Regions from separate parts of the Homo sapiens genome. Here all the other regions are linked to region 2. The links are chromatin contacts, found by Hi-C or POLR2A ChIA-PET in ENCODE. All regions are on one chromosome and are shown on one strand. The core of a region is the stretch at or near the end of the contact, and the rest is flanking DNA. Distances in the headings are between cores, read along the strand shown.

What was found. A loop is a pair of places that touch in the nucleus more often than their neighbours do. ChIA-PET counts read pairs that join two places held with the same protein, here RNA polymerase II (POLR2A). Pooled maps may share reads with other maps.
Region 1: a loop to region 2 is called in a map with no recorded cell type, with 16 times the contacts of the local background. The contact joins the promoter of TRADD here to the promoter of CTCF in region 2. A Hi-C loop is called at or near these places in 5 of 37 single-sample maps with no recorded cell type and 7 of 50 pooled maps. POLR2A ChIA-PET finds 5 or more read pairs at or near these places in 3 of 52 experiments (MCF 10A, WTC11 and activated CD4-positive, alpha-beta memory T cell).
Region 3: a loop to region 2 is called in a map of CD4-positive, alpha-beta memory T cell, with 32 times the contacts of the local background. The contact joins the promoter of TMEM208 here to the promoter of CTCF in region 2. A Hi-C loop is called at or near these places in 2 of 168 maps with a recorded cell type or tissue (CD4-positive, alpha-beta memory T cell and naive thymus-derived CD4-positive, alpha-beta T cell), 1 of 37 single-sample maps with no recorded cell type and 13 of 50 pooled maps. POLR2A ChIA-PET finds 5 or more read pairs at or near these places in 3 of 52 experiments (MCF 10A, activated T-cell and naive thymus-derived CD4-positive, alpha-beta T cell).
Region 4: a loop to region 2 is called in a pooled map, with 14 times the contacts of the local background. The contact joins the promoter of SLC12A4 here to the promoter of CTCF in region 2. A Hi-C loop is called at or near these places in 10 of 50 pooled maps. POLR2A ChIA-PET finds 5 or more read pairs at or near these places in 4 of 52 experiments (Caco-2, H1, HepG2 and 1 more).

The regions. Positions count from the first base shown.
Region 1 is chr16:67,158,098-67,161,906 of GRCh38, reverse strand. TRADD (TNFRSF1A associated via death domain) reads left to right here and starts at 1,998. Exons shown (of 5, transcript NM_003789.4): 1 at 1,998-2,069. It overlaps FBXL8 (F-box and leucine rich repeat protein 8), which reads right to left and starts at 1,950. Exons shown (of 3, transcript NM_018378.3): 1 at 1,851-1,950; 2 at 1-172. The coding sequence starts at 121. RefSeq lists enhancers at 1-22, 2,570-2,829 and silencers at 720-809, 1,830-1,969.
Region 2 is chr16:67,561,136-67,564,518 of GRCh38, reverse strand. CTCF (CCCTC-binding factor) reads right to left here and starts at 1,993. Exons shown (of 12, transcript NM_006565.4): 1 at 1,795-1,993. It overlaps CTCF-DT (CTCF divergent transcript), which reads left to right and starts at 2,210. Exons shown (of 1, transcript NR_158165.1): 1 at 2,210-3,108. It overlaps LOC124903703 (a long non-coding RNA gene), which reads left to right and starts at 1,069. Exons shown (of 2, transcript XR_007065094.1): 1 at 1,069-1,224. RefSeq lists silencers at 922-1,021, 1,542-2,551 and enhancers at 775-1,637, 2,782-2,831, 2,852-2,901.
Region 3 is chr16:67,225,736-67,229,519 of GRCh38, reverse strand. TMEM208 (transmembrane protein 208) reads right to left here and starts at 2,390. Exons shown (of 6, transcript NM_014187.4): 1 at 2,296-2,390; 2 at 1,589-1,684; 3 at 1,106-1,165; 4 at 889-1,025; 5 at 639-723; 6 at 242-544. The coding sequence starts at 2,301. The coding sequence ends at 407. FHOD1 (formin homology 2 domain containing 1) reads left to right here. Exons shown (of 22, transcript NM_013241.3): 22 at 1-131. It also overlaps the pseudogene FBXL9P. RefSeq lists an enhancer at 2,238-2,587.
Region 4 is chr16:67,966,611-67,970,296 of GRCh38, reverse strand. It overlaps SLC12A4 (solute carrier family 12 member 4), which reads left to right and starts at 1,660. Exons shown (of 24, transcript NM_005072.5): 1 at 1,660-1,858. The coding sequence starts at 1,744. RefSeq lists silencers at 1,408-1,737, 1,868-2,197, 2,708-2,767 and an enhancer at 3,526-3,686.

The DNA.
Region 1 (3,809 bases), core at 749-3,248, 400 kb after region 2:
AGGTAGCAGCGGCGGCCCAGGCCCTGCAGACCCTGGCGGCGGCAGCACGGTCTCTCAGGGACAGGTGGCGGAAGATGAGTGCCAGCACCTCCTCTGGCAGTCCCTCTCCAGGCTCGGCCATGGCCCAGATCCGGCTGGGGTGGGAGGATCCGCCACTCCCAATAGCTCCGGCCTGGAGAGAGACGGACGTCTCTGAGGTCGGGAAGGCGCAAAGTGTTGCAGGAAGACCGAGCTTAGGTGTACAAATGCTTGTGGCCTGAGGAACTGAGGGCCTCTCAGACAGCGTGGGGCATCAGATAACCCCGAAACTTGTTCACAAAGCAGATTTCACCGCCTCACCTACTAAATCAGGCTCTCCGGAAAGGGTAAGGCCCAGGAATCTGCATTTCAACAAGCCCCTGTGACTCCACAGGTTCCACGTTGAGAACTCCCCTCCCACTTTTTTTTTTTTTTTTCTTTTTTTTTGAGACAGGGTCTCGCTCTTTACCCAGGCTGGAGTGCAGTGGCGCAATCACAACTCACTGCACCCTCAGTCTCCCGGGCTCAAGCAATCCTCCCACCTCAGCCTCCCGAGTAGCTGGGACTACAGGGGCACGCCACCACGCCTGGCTAATTTTTGTAATTTTGTTGCAGAGACGAGGTCTCGCTTTGTTGCCCAGACTGACCTCGAACTCCTAGGCTCAAGCGATCGGCCCGCCTGGGCCTCCCAAAGTGCTGGGATTACGGGCATGAGCCACCGCGCCCGGCCTGAGAAACCCCATCTTAACCCCGCCGGTTAGTAGAAAGTGACTACAGGGTTAATAAGGCGGGAGCGTTAATGTAGGCTTTTCTTTGTCAGGGACCATGAGCCAATCAGGAAGCGAGGCGTGGGCGGGGCAAAGCTGGATCCACCCCTGGAGGGGAGGCTCCTTCCCCGCCTCCGCCTCGCCGGGGAGATGTCCCGGGTGCTTCCTAAGACAGCCCCACTGGATGAAAAAAAACTTGGGTCTCTGGGACCTGACGGTTCTGGGGCCTGAGGGGCTCAAGATTTAAGTTCCGACCCCTGAGCAGCCCTGGCTCCCGCTGAGCAATTTGGGTTCGGCTGGAACTCCGCAGACCCACCCTGGAGCGCAGCCTTTAGAGGGGGATGGGTTACTGGAAAGTGTGCGTCCTCTTTGAAGTTGCCAATCCTGTTTGTTTTTGTTTTGTTTTGTTTTGAGACGGAATCTAGCTGTGTCGCCCAGGCTGGAGTGCAGTGGCGAGATCTCGGCTCACTGCAAACTCCGCCTCGCGGGTTCAAGCGATTCTTCTGCCTCAGCCTCCCGAGTAGCTGGGACTCCAGGCGCGCGCCACCTCGCCGGGCTAATTTTTGTATTTTTAGTAGAGACGGGGTTTCACCATATTGGCCAGGCTGGTCTCAAACTCCTGACCTCAGGTGATCCACCTGCCTCGGCCTTCCAAAGTGCTGGGATTACAGGCGTGAGCCACCGCGCCCGGCCGCCAATCTTGTTTTAAGGTTCTTAAAGGTTTGTGTACACAAGGCTTCACACTACTCGCCAGTTAATGTTCCCATATCTTCCGGGCTAACAGTTTCTCCCGGAATTTGTGCCACGTGTTTCCTGGGGCTTCAGATACGTTCGGCCGGGCTTGTACCTGGGACCCATGGGCACCCCGTTTTGAGTGCCCACTGGTAGCAGCGATCTTGAAGCCGGATCCCCAGGGGTACCAGAAAATTCTGGTCTCCAGGGGGCGCCCCCTTGATTTACCGAAGTCTGGCAGCTGTAGCTCTTACGAGCCCCCCGCCTCGTAAGAATCGCAAACCCCCAAAGTCGGGTCTTCCTGCCGTCTAACCTTGGGCGCTGGTGTCTTACCTGCTCGGCGGACCAGATGGGCTTTGCCCGGGGCAGGGGACTGGCAGCAGAGGACAGCGGACGGGAAGCAGCCACCGGGAGCCCGCGGGGCGGGACGCGCGGGCGGACGGGGCGGCTCGGGCTAGGGCACCGCCCCAGCGCCTCCGCGCACACCCGGAAGCGGCGGAGTAGAGCGGAGCCTGGCGGGCGTGGGAACCCAGGCCCCGCCGAGGCGGCCAGGTTAGTGCAGCAGGTGGGTGGGTGGGCTCCCCGGTGCGGGCGGGAGAGGAGGTGGATCTTGGCTCCGAAGCGTGGGCGCGGCGCAGATGTCACCGGCGGCTGCTCCAGCCAGCTGGTGGCGGCGGTCTACTGAGCTGTTCGAACACCGTGGGAGGCGGGGGACGGTACGGAATTTGGCCCCCGCAGGCTCCTCGTCCCTGCCAGCACTTTCGAGGTGCAGTAGGGCCCTGCAGGAGAGAGGGTGGGGGAGAAGGGGCTGGTTCTGAATACTTTCCTTGAGCGGAGACCCCCTTGCCCACCCCAGCCGATCGCACGTGCGAAACCCCAGCTTGAGGGTGGGCTAGTGGGAGCCTGGGAAGCTCCCCTCAAGCGCTCGGGAGCTGCGTAGCTGAGTAGGGGGTGTGCCCGGCGGGTCGCAAGGAGTCACAGGCTTTCAGTTCTGGGCCACGCCCACAGGCTGTCTCTGTCCACCCAGCCAGAGGTGGGGCTGCCCCCGGGACTGTTAGGTGTTCAGGGGGCACCGTGCGTGGCTCGTCCCTGGAAACAGGCGCAGAAGTTGTTAGGTCGGTACCTAAGCGCCCCACAGTCTCCGGCCACCAAACTTTCTCAGGACCCAGCCTGGAAGCCTCAGCCCCGCCCAAAAAGGGACGACTCCTGGTGGGTGGGGCGCGGGGCTTCCCAAGGAGGGGCTTCCGTGAAAGAACACGTAAGAAGAGCTGCCAGTCGGCGGATGCGAAACTAGGGCCCTGGCCTCTTTACCCTGTTAACTCGACCTCCAGCCTGGTTCACCTTCCCCATCTTCTAGTACTAGTGAGTGTGAGAAAGCATCCCCAGTCTCCAGGTTCCCAGTACTCCCCACCTCCCCCTCGACCCCCACAGACCTGATGGGCAGACAATGGTCCTGTTCGGTCCCCACTTCCACCCCTTGGGGTGGGACCATAACCAAGTCAAGCACTCTCAAGTCAAGGGGCCAGAAAGACATGAAAGAGGGAATGTTTCCAGGGGAAGTTCCCACTCTCTCCTACTCCCCAGGCCACTTTCGAAGGACTCCCCCCTTATCTCACCTCCGTGGCTGGCTCCCTATTATGGACCCACTTGTCACCTGCAGAGTTTCCTGTTTTTTCTTGTTTTGCTTTTAAAGAAAACAAATTTATTTTGCTCTTTTAATACAAAGAAAATATGTCTACTTCACATAAAGCAGAAAATATTGCTAAATACAAAGAAAATAAAAATCACCCACAATCCTTCCCCACCCCCACCTACCTTCCTTCATCCTGCCCAGAGATAAACAAAATGCAAACTTCCTGTTACTATCCAGACTGTGGTTTGGCGTAAGTACACAAGTATTAATGTTTTCTATGAAAAGATTAGAAGGCTGGGTGTGGTGCCTCACACCTGTAACCCAGCACTTTGGGAAGCTGAGGTGGGCAGATCGCTTGAGCCCAGGAGTTTGAGACCAGCCTGGGCAACATGGTGAAACTCCATCTCTACTAAAAATACAAAAACTAGCCAGGCATGGCGGCGTGTGCCTAAAGTCCCAGCTACTTGAAAGGTTGAGGTGAGAGGGTTGCTTGAGCTGGGAAGGTCAAGGCTGCAGTGAGCTGCGATAGTGCCACTGCACTCCAGCCTGGGTGACAGAGCAAGACCCTGTCTCAAAAACAAGACAATTGAAAAAACAAAGGTCGAGAGTAGTGCCTTACTCCTGTAATCGCAGCACTTTGGGAGGCCAGGGCAGGAGGA
Region 2 (3,383 bases), core at 744-3,243:
TTATTGAGGAAGAGGGGTGGCAGGAATATTTTGCAGGGTTCCAAAAGGAGACATAGAAAGCGTGCCTACGAAGAGGACTGCAGTGAGGAGCTACACATTGAGATTACATACAGTGGACTGGACAACTTTGGTTAGGACCAGGCTGTTTAATTTCTTCATAAACTTAACATAGCTTCCTTCCTAAAAACAGGTTAATCCAGACTTTCTTCTCTCCAAAACAACCCGAACTGATACATTAACTGCTGCAATGAACTATATTAAGGCACTAGAATATTTACGGAAAAGCAAAAGACTCCCGCAATTCAACGGGATGCTTTTTAGTGAAGAAAGAAAACTTAAGGACCGAATAAATTTAAATATATGCCTTGTTTAACTTCCTTTCCCACCTATGAGGACTTGGTTTTTAACTTTCCTAGTTGATCGAAACTCAAAGTATGAAGACTACGTATGCGAATGTTTACTTAACGCTGAACTCGGGGCTACAGGAAGTCTCCTACTAAACAGTAGTTACATTAGGCGTAGATATTTATAAACCATCTGCAGCAAGTGACCCAGGATTCAATTACAACATCAACCCTCATATTTCATCGCATGGGCAAATTACCAGTCGAGTCAAGAATAAACTCATTCTGCCCTACTGGCGCTCTAGATCGAGTTGCACAATCCTGGGGCAGAACCGCCTTCACCTAGCCCTAGAGCATCAGGTACTAAGTTAGTGTGAGGACATTTTAAAGCGGGAGGGAAACTCAAGGGACTTAGCCCATACTCCCAAATTCAGAAATTTGTCACGTCACTTGAGATCAGAATGAAATTTAAGTTTCAGTCCCTTTGAGATCTCTGAGCGCACAAAGTCAGGCTGCTATCACTCGGCTGGGGAGTCCGAACCCGGCTGGATAAAAACTACTTGGTGCGGAACTCGCATCTTTTCCGCCCACCGTGGGGGGGCCGCACCGGTCGGGTCCGGCCAGGAACCCGGGCGCGAGTTTGGGGGCGCAGCGGGGGCGGCGAGCGCGCGTCCCCCCGCCCGCTCAGGCAGCGTAGAGGTGCGAGCAGCTCAGCCAGCCTTGCAGAGGGAGCTCTCGGCAGCTCTGGGGTCCCTCTGCTCGCAGCCGCTGCAGCGCCGCCTGCGCCACTCGGCGGAGACGGAGACCAGCGGCGGCGACGCGCGGACTGGGAGCGACCGCCGAGCAGCCAAGCAGCTGGGAAGGCACGCAGGCCGGCAGGGTAGGTTCCGGGGACGGGGCTGGCTGGAGGAGGGGCAGCCCGAGACGCGACGGCCAGGGCCCGACACCCATACGGCACCGGGACCTGGCTTAGCGCGCGGCGGCAGTCGGTCCGAACCCTTAAGCTAGGCGGGCGCCGAAGCCGGGACGCGGAGATAGTGTCTCAGCTGGGGCCACCCGCCGCGGGAGGGGCGGAGGACACAGGACAGAGGGCGGGCCGCGGCCGGGCGATCGGCCGGCCAAGAACCGGCCTCGAGGGCAGACAAAGGAAGGAAAATGGAGTCGCCGGGCGCGCGGGCCTCTGCCTCTGCCGCCGCCCGAGGCCTAGCGCGCTGCCAGGAGGGAGGCCTAGCGGGCGGGCGGGCGGGCGGGCGTGGGGGTGGGGGGGGCGGCCGGGCCACGGCGGCGACGGGCAATGGCGGCGGCCGCGCCGCAGCAGGGACGGTAGAGGGAGACAAACACCCCCCGGCGGCGGCGCTGGCGCCGGGCTGCAGCCAGCGCCGACCGGAGCGGCCCCATCGTGACACCTAGAGGCGGCCCGCGAAACCTCCTCCACCCCGGGCCCCCTTACCTCCGCGCCACACCCCCCGCGGCGCCCGCTCCGCCGCCGCTCCACGGCTCCGGCCACCCGGCGTCTCCGGCGAGCTCCGCGCGTCCGCACCGGCCACCGCCGCCGCCGCTGCCGCCAAAGAAGCAGCTCCGCGCACGGTTTAATCGCTCCACAGGCTCAGACACAAAATGGCGGCGGCGCGGTGCAGTGCGCCTGCGTCGGCGCTGCCGGGGCCGCGGGTGCTGATAAGGGAAGGGACGGGTGGGGGGACCGGCCGGGCGGCGAGTAGAGGGCGGGGGAGGAAAGGTGAGGGGAGGGGTTGGCGCAGGGCAGCATGGGAGGCGGCCCCGGGCGCCAACTTTCAAAAGCGGGCGCGATGGCGTCACGGGACGCGCCGCGAGTCGCGTCGTCACGCCGCACGCGCCCTCGCCGGGTCGCTCGTGGGCTCTGCCGGCGCCGCGGCGTCCTGGCTCCCGCTGGGTGGGGCTTCCTGGGCGGAGGCCGCCGCCCCTGGGCGGTGCCGGATCCAGTCCGCTTGACCTTATTCCCTAGCTGCTGTCTCCGGCCCCCTGAACCCGTACAGGGTTGGGGAAGTGGGGGTGGCTGGAGGAAGCGCGCGCGGGGCAAGCCAGTGGGGCTGAGGAGGCTCCCGGGCCCGGCCCCGCCCAGTCTCCGCCCCAGCCAGGCCCGACCCGCCCTCCGAATGTCTTACAGCTGCCCGCCCCAGAGTAAGGCCCGGTCGGTTCCCGCGCGCTCCCAGCTCCGTGCCCGCGAGCGACGACTGGAAGGGCTGTCCTTGCTCAGCGGCTTTTGGTGATCTCTCCGCCCTAGAAGAGGGCCACCTAAAAGCGGGTGCGAGAGGAGAGTGGGAGGGCCTCCTCTTGGTGTCCCCAGGCCACCTCAGCCCGGAGAGGTGGCGGAAAACCAGACTTGATGCTTTAACACGTTCATAGCAATCGCTTTTTACTGAAAGGAGTTTCTGTATTTAGCGCTGTGTAATTCTGTGGAAACGTGCATTTCTTGTCTTTGCGGGAGAGCTGTTCTCTGTGGGCGGAGACCTTCAGTCCCACCCCTCCCCAGGAGGCGCCTGCGGACCCTTCCCAACCTGCAGTCAAGTTGACCAAGAACTGACTGCAAGGTGCTGGTGGCTCTGGGATGAGAGCCTTTTGGTACTTACAGGGAATATGACTCTTCCCTTAGATATCAAATGGACCCAATATCTAGGGAGCAGCTTCTTCTCCATCCATCTGACCGTTCCGTTGTGAGAATGCTGGCCCAATAACATACTCTTTTTTTTTCCCCTAAAGGAATAAAAAAATCTGTATTTTTAAGATGTCAAATCTCCAGAGTTTTTAGATGTTAGCAACTGAATCAGATGTTTTTAAACTTCATGAGCTGATTAAACCACACAGATGAGCTGTCAGTTTACGACCCCTGGCTTGGCTTGGAGGAAAGAGTGAAGAGAAATTCCATGGCCAAATCCTGGGGCACTCCAATATTGGGAGGGTAATGGAGAAGGAGTCTGAAAGGCAGCATCTAGGAAGTCATGAAAGCTAGCGCTGAGTTGTGGAATCCCTGGGCAGAGAAGGTTTCAGGTAGGAGGCATCAGC
Region 3 (3,784 bases), core at 1,141-3,640, 340 kb after region 2:
TTGAGCAGTATTAGCCGTGTGTGTATGCATGTGAGTGTGTGTGTATGTGTGTGTGTGCATGCATATGCATGTGCATGTGTGTGAGCTCCTTGAACGCACGGAGCAAAATAAAATTTTCTTAGCTAATCCAACAGGTTTCTCTTCTTTCAGGGTCCCCACCAGGCTGGGTTTGTAGCAGGAGGGAAATCCCATAGGACCAGCTTTTCCTGCCTCATCCCTCATCACCCACACAGCCATCAGCCACATTCTAAGCCATTTATTCAACGACCCTATAGAGTATAAGTATACCCAATACCTCAGACTGCTTTTGGCCCCTGGACTAGACCCTCATTGCTCCAGGCATGAGGGGCTGTGCACCCTGACAGAGCCACCCAGGGCCAGTGGCCTGTGGCCACAATGTCAATGGCTATAACCGCTTCATCTGCCGCCGCTCCTGTCGGCGCTGCCGTTTCTCATTGTGCTCTGGTGCTGGGGTGCCACTGTCTGCAGTGAACCAGGGGCCCAGCACATTCACCCACAGGAGGTAAAGGGCCCGGCCTGGAGCCTACAAGAGAAACGGTAACTTGAAGCAAGATGCAGGGAATAAAAGATGGGGAGGGTTAGATGCCCCTTCTTGGGAGCGCCCCCAGCCCACATACCAGAAGCCAGAAGGACCAGACATAGAGAGAGAAGCAGCTGAGCACCTGCACGATGGCTGTCAGTAGGATCACATCCTTAAGGTGCCTGTGGATAGAAATAAAGCTGGAAAGACAGCATATGGGCCCTTCCACCCTTTTCAAGTTGCAACTCCCTTCCACCCTTTTCAAGTTACAAGTAGCTGTGCTTCTTGGGCTATCTGGGCCCCAGCCCTGGGGCCGCTCACCTGGGCTGGCGGTGGGGGACACTCACTCTGCCATGCCCTGCTCCATGTTGAGGTCCATGCCACCATCCATCAGGGCCCCATCCTCAGAGAACGCTGCTCGTGCCATCGAGCTCATAGAGTGGTAGCTGGCCCCATACACTGCCAGACTAAAGCCCAGGGCCAACTGCAGAGCAAGAATGAGGGTATCAAAGGCCAGCCACTGACCCTACGCACTCATCCACCTCCCAGGATGGAGATACTTACCCAGGCCCAAAATGAGGCAGATGAGTAAAAGAAGACCAACGTCACAAGGCAGTAAATGGCCTGCAAGCAATCACAGGATCAGGTTGGGGTCAGAAGTTACCTCCAAACCATGGGTCTCCCTCAACTCTGACCAAGAATTAGGCCAGGCTGTGGGAGGAGCAAGGTTGTTCTTACAGGGTTGAAGAAAGGGCCCTGCTCCCTGAATCCCAAATACCCACTCTCCTCTGACACCCAACTCAGCCCAGGAAAGAAGCCTTTGTGTACTTGGAGGTAGGAAGAGCTCTCAAATTCAGCTACGACTCACGCCTTCATTTTCTTTGTGTTTTACTAGTTAGCACTTTCTCTGTGCCCAGATCTCTCATTTCTTTTTGACTGGAGCTCTCTTCTAGAGCTTTTTCGGGTACCACTCCTCGTCACCAAGCAGGGCTGAGGACTAGGGAACTGACTATAAGTGGGCATAGAAGCAAGGAGGTAGGCACTTACATTGGCCCCCAGTATGATCCGCAGGTAGAACTTCAGAGTCTCTCTGTTCTCTTCAAATATCTGCTTCTTCCCTCTCGTGCCCACTTTGCCCTTGGGCTGCAGAGGAATGATGAGATGCCGTCAGGAGGCCACGGTCCTCCTCATTCTCCCCACCAGCCTGGTGAGCTATAGAGCTCCATCCGCAACTCAGCCAGGTCCCCGTAGTGCAGAAACCTAGCAAAATCCCTGGGATGTCCACCCATCCTCCAGTCCATTCTGCCTAGGGCTGACGCCATCTCTCCAGCACCCGCAGCTAGGATCAATCGCCTCTTGCTCGCCCTGGAACAATTCAATCCTAAGCTAATACCGCCTCTGGATCCCGTGGTAGTCTGGCTTTAGGCTAACGACTCTTCCAAGGGTACTCCTGAGCGGAGTTGAATGGTGCCTCTCTCAGGCCTCCGCTGGCGTAGTCCCGATCTGGGTTAACCCCCACCTCAGGTCACTTAGATCTCTGGCCTGCCCTGGTACTGATGCCCACCCCGCTCTGGCACTAGTCCTGGTATGGTCCTGCGCCGCCATCCCCCCAGCCCAGCTCTAGCACGGTCTGGCCAGGGATGGCGCCCCGCTCTGGCCCACCCCATATCCCTTAATGTTCTTTCTCAGTTTTCACTCTCACAGCCCCTGGAGAGCTTTGCTGGTGCGGACCCCGCCCTATCCATCCTCCTTACCGCCATGGTGCGAGGCAAATACCCAGCCCGGGAAACACGGGAGAGCGACCGAAACCGCAATCACTAAGCACCACATCGGCAGCTCATGCACTTCCGGCGCAGACCGAAGTCGTCAGCTTTTGCGACGGAAATAGGTCTCACTTCCTTCCCAAGCCCCGCCCCAAAGAGGCGAGACTACATTTCCCAGAAAGCCTTGCGCAGTGGGGGCGGAGGCGGCAGGGATGCGATGGCGGAGTCGCTGCCCCTGGAGGTGAGAGGAAGCCGCCCTCAGGCCTAGCTCTGGACAGGCCCCGCCCTCGCGGTCCTGAGCTTTGGGGAGGGGCTGTCAGATAGCTAGCCCGGCCCCTCCAGCCTGGCGGAAACGACCCGCCCTCCCGATCCCGGGACCTTCTAGCTCTGGGTAACGGTTCCTCCTTTGGGCCACTCTGTCCCTTTAGCTTGGGGGACCGTCCTCCCCTTCCCTATCGGCCCCAGAAGATAGCTGCCCTGTCATCTCCGCGAGAACAGGCCCTCTGCCCATCCCCTTCCCTTGAAGTGGCTGTCTCCTCCCCGCTCAGTTCTGGAAGATGTCCGCTCCATCTCATCGTCCCGAAGGGTAACTGATCTTATCCCCATTGGTCCCTTGGGATGATCTCTCCATTTCCTACAGAGACGGCCGCCCCTTCTCCCTGGCAGTGGGAAACAGACTGCTCCCTCCCCATCAACTGCAATGATCTCTGAGTTCCTTTAACAAGGATAGGCCTGTTCCCCATTCCTAGGCCCCTAGTGATGGCCGCCCTTACCTCTTTCACTCCGTGGGATGTTTGCTCCTTCCCCTTAGCCAGGGGCAAGACCACTCTGCCCCATCTGCCAGGGAGATAACAGGTTTTGTCTTCAGTGGCCTGTTGGAATGGCTTCTCCATCTCTTTTGTCCTGAGGGTTGGCAGCCCCCTCTCTCTGCCCATGGGAAACAGGCCACCCTTTCCCATCGGTCCTGGAATGATGCTCCTGTCCTTAGCAAAAATAGGCCTGTTCCCACCCCTATTGAGCTTGCAGTGCTATCCCTTTCCCCCTTAGCTTTAGGGGCTATCTATTTCCATCCCCATAGACCCCATGAGTGACCAATCATTATCTCCAGTAGCCCCCTTGAGATGGGACTCATGGGATGGTCACTCCATCCTCATCACTGCCTCCTCTTGTCCCTCTAGAAAGGCCACCCTCTTCTTAGGTCAATGAATTGTGTCCCTTCCCGACTCACCCCAAGGGATGACAGGTTTGTTCCCCTCTCCCTTTGCTCTTGGGCTGGCTGCTTAGCCCCAGAAGACAGGATGGCCACTGTCTTAACTCAGCTCAAACAGGCTTCCGTGCCTCCCTGGAGGGATTGGGACTTGGTCAGTCCCAGTCCCCATCAATACTGTCTTCCCTATGCCTCCCTTCCTGGCCCAGAAGTCTATTCTGCCAGTCATTGTCCTCTCAGTAATGACTGCTTTATTTCCCCGACCCCTTCCCT
Region 4 (3,686 bases), core at 411-2,910, 410 kb before region 2:
AGCCACCAGGCCGGCCTTGGAGGTTTTTTGTCTGTTTGAGACAGTGTTTCGCTCTTGCTGGAGTGCAATGGCGCCATCTCGGTTCACTGAAACCTCTGCCTCCCGGGTTCAAGTGATTCTCCTGCCTCAGCCTCCCAACTAGCTGGGATTACAAGCACCCGCCACCACGCCCAGCTAATTTTTTTGTATTTTTAGTAGAGACGGGGTTTCACTATTTGACCACGCTGGTCTCAAACTCCTGACCTCAGGTGATCCTCCCGCCTCAGCCTCCCAAAGTGTTGGGATTACCGGCGTGAGCCACCGCGCCAGGCCTGGATCAGGAATTTGATAAGTGAGGGTAGGGACAGAGGCTAGGTAGATGTCCCCCAGAGTGAACAGTGGGTGATGCCCAGAAACTATAGGTCTCAGGTGAGAGAGAGAGATTTGAAGGGCTGAGGCTGCGAGGTGGGTGGCGAGGGATGCGCCTGCAGAGGTCGGGGTCCGGCCGCATTGGGCAGGGCCTTATGGGCCCGGAGCTAGTAGGATTTTCCTTCAGAAGAGGCGGCTCTACGTGAGCAGGGGCGAGGGCAGGGAGTCCAGTAGGAAGGCCGCTACTGTGGGCGGCCGAAGGTGGCGTGAGGGGCGGGGGGGTCAGGTCGGCGGGCCCGCTGCGGGGGCCCTGGGGGAGGGGTCAGAGGGTGGTAAGCTCGGGGGTCGTCTTGCGGGGCCCAGCGGCTCTGATTCCGTACCCCCCACCCCAAGGGCTGGAGGCTGGCAGTAGGCGTAGTCAGAGGACGCCACCCGAGCCACGCGAGGGAGAAGAGTGGAGATAGACAAGTAAGATGGGCTCTGGGGTTTTCTGATAGAGAAAAAAATAGTAAAGCCAGCTAGATAAGTAATCTGAAGCAGTGGAGAAGAAAGTGAAAGAAACGTTAAAAGCAAATAAGTAAACGGCTTGGATAGAGGAACACCCAGGAGGCGAGATAGAGAAAGTTAAAATGAAGGGACTTGGCTACAGCACCCAGTGCACTGTCCCAAAAAGGCAAGCGAGGCAAGCGGGGCGGGGAAGGGTGGGTGTGCGTGTTCTTCCTGCGGAGGACGCAGCAGCCCCTGGGGAGGGACCGAGAATCCCCAGCTGCCTCCAACAGGAGAGGCTGCAGCTAGAGGGCCCAGGGCTGGGACGGGACCTTCGCGGGGGTCTGGTTCCCAGGGTCGCGGAGAAATGGGATGCAGACGCTGGAAATGGGAAGGAGGTATACGGGGTTGGTGGGAGGCCCTGGGCAGGTGGCTTCTGCAGTCCTGGGCCGGTCCGGCCTACCCTGCCCCGTCCCTAAGTAACAGAGCGCTTCGTAAGCCCAGGGCGCAGAGCCAGGACACTCCGCGACCCATCTCACGGAGCCCTAAAACAACCCCGAGGTGGAAGTGTGTTTCCCCCATTTTACAAATGTTGCATCTGGGGCTCAGAGAGGGCGGCCTCTCACCCGAGGTCACACAGGAATCGGGCCCGCCCCCAGGCCGTGGAGCCACTAGGAGTGCTCCCGCCCAGGGGTCTTCCCGCCACCAGGGCCCCCGCTCTGGGAGGAGCCGGCCGAGCCCCTCCCGCTCTCCGCCCCCGAGGGGCGGCCCGGGGGGCGGGCGGAGGAAGTGAGCGCAGCGGGGAGGAATGCGAGCGGGCGGGGCGTGTCGGCCCGGGGCGGCGGGGACAGCGGCGGGGACAGCGGCGGGCGGCTGGGACGGCGGGTGCGGCGGGGCCGAGCCCGCACGATGCCTCACTTCACCGTGGTGCCAGTGGACGGGCCGAGGCGCGGCGACTATGACAACCTCGAGGGGCTCAGTTGGGTGGACTACGGGGAGCGCGCCGAGCTGGATGACTCGGACGGTGAGGGCGCGTTCTGAGGGGCCGTGGCGGGGCAGCGGGGCCTGCCACCCGGGGCCGCCATCCCGGGCCCGCGCCCGCACCTATCCCGGGACCTTGCGCGCACACGTCGGTGCGGACTCAACTTTTTTTGGACCGCGCCGCTGCCACTGGCTCCCCGCCCTGCGCGCGCAGACACGATTTTCCTCGGCCCCCGGCGCCCGCGCCCGGCCGCTTTCTCCACCCCAGCTCCTCCCCTGTGGGCCCCGGGCGGGGGCTGCAGACGTGGCCGCCCAGGGAGGCCAGCCGGCCGGGCCGCCCGGCTTGGGGACAGGGCCGAGACCCCATCTCAGGCCCTTCCCGGCCCTTCAACTTCGGTGAATCCCACATCCTTTTCTCGCCTCGGTTCCTCATTTGAGATTCAGCGTCTTTGCCTTTGAGACGATCCGCTCCCCAACTGCCCAAACCCCTCCGTGTGCCTCTCTGCGCCTACCTGCACTCTGGCCAGAGTGTGCCTACTGGGGGGTCTATGGGTAACTGCCCGTGAGTGCGCCGGTGTAGATCTGTAGGGACAGTGGGCCTCAGTGAAGCACTCACATGGAGCCGGACGTGTCTAGGCACTTGAAGTGAGTTAACTCGTTTAATCCTCCAGCATCACCCTTGGGATAAGTACTGTTACTCTCATTAGGAAGCAGTGAAGGGAGGGGTGGCGGTTATATAACTTGCCCAGGGGCAGTCAAGCCTGGGTTTGAGATTCCAGCACCTTAACTCTTTAACTTAGGTGCCAGGGCCGAGAGGTAAGCCCCATCTCCCTCCTCCTTCCTCCCAGGTGCCCGCGTCTCTCCACAGCCCTTTCTCTATCTCCTACCCCAGGAGGCCCCCCAGAGGGCTGTTCTTGTTAAGGCCCACCCTCGGAGCACGAACACGGCTGAGGACATGTGTCTGTGTACGTAGTGGCATATGCATGTGTAATTGTGCTTGTACAAGTGTGTAGCTGTGGGTATCACAGGGTGAAGGCTGGTTCAGGTCAGGGCATTCTCACAGCCCCTGTTTCCTGCAGGGTTGACAGTGATGAGGATGGTGATTTGACTGATGATAAATGCCTGTGATATCTGTGACCGATCATGATGGAGATATGTAGGAAGTGTGTGGTTGACACGTGTCAGGTGACGTTGTCTGGACCTCTGATCCATCTGTGATGGTGACACGACTGAGATGATCCATGCCCAATGTGAATGATGGCTATGTGTGTGTATCACTTGACTGCCATGTGCAGAGGTAGCACAGGACAGTGGCATGGGCTGCTGGACATTGCAGAGGTTTTACAGGCTTGACAGCTGTGTGAGTGCCCCAGCCTCCATGCCCTTGTCTGCCCCTAGCTTGATTCAAGTGGTCAAAGCAAAAGCCAGCATTCCTGCTTCCCTAACCCTGGGAGGACCTCTCTCCCCAGAGGGTAGACTGGGCTGCATCCCCAGGATCAGCCTGGACCAGTGGGCAGGCAGAGCTGAGCCTAGCTGCTGGCCCCACCTTGGCCACGCCTTGGCCCCTACAGGGTGACTGGAGGGACCTGGAGCTACATTGGCTGAGTCCTGCTAGATCCCCGCAAGCTAGGCCAGCTCCTCCCACTGCCTCCCTTCCTCTTTCTCCTCCTCTTACTCCTTTCCAGCCAGACCTTGGCTGTCTACAGGATGGGGGACACCCTGAGCCCCGGTGAGTGATTTTGATCCTTGGTGGGGACTGCAAAGGGTCAGAGGGCACAAAGCACAGTGAGCCTCAGATCTATCTCCTGCCCCTTCCCCAGTTCAGTGCCCACACCTCTGCTCTGGGAGGCCTAGATGGGCTTGCTCATCCA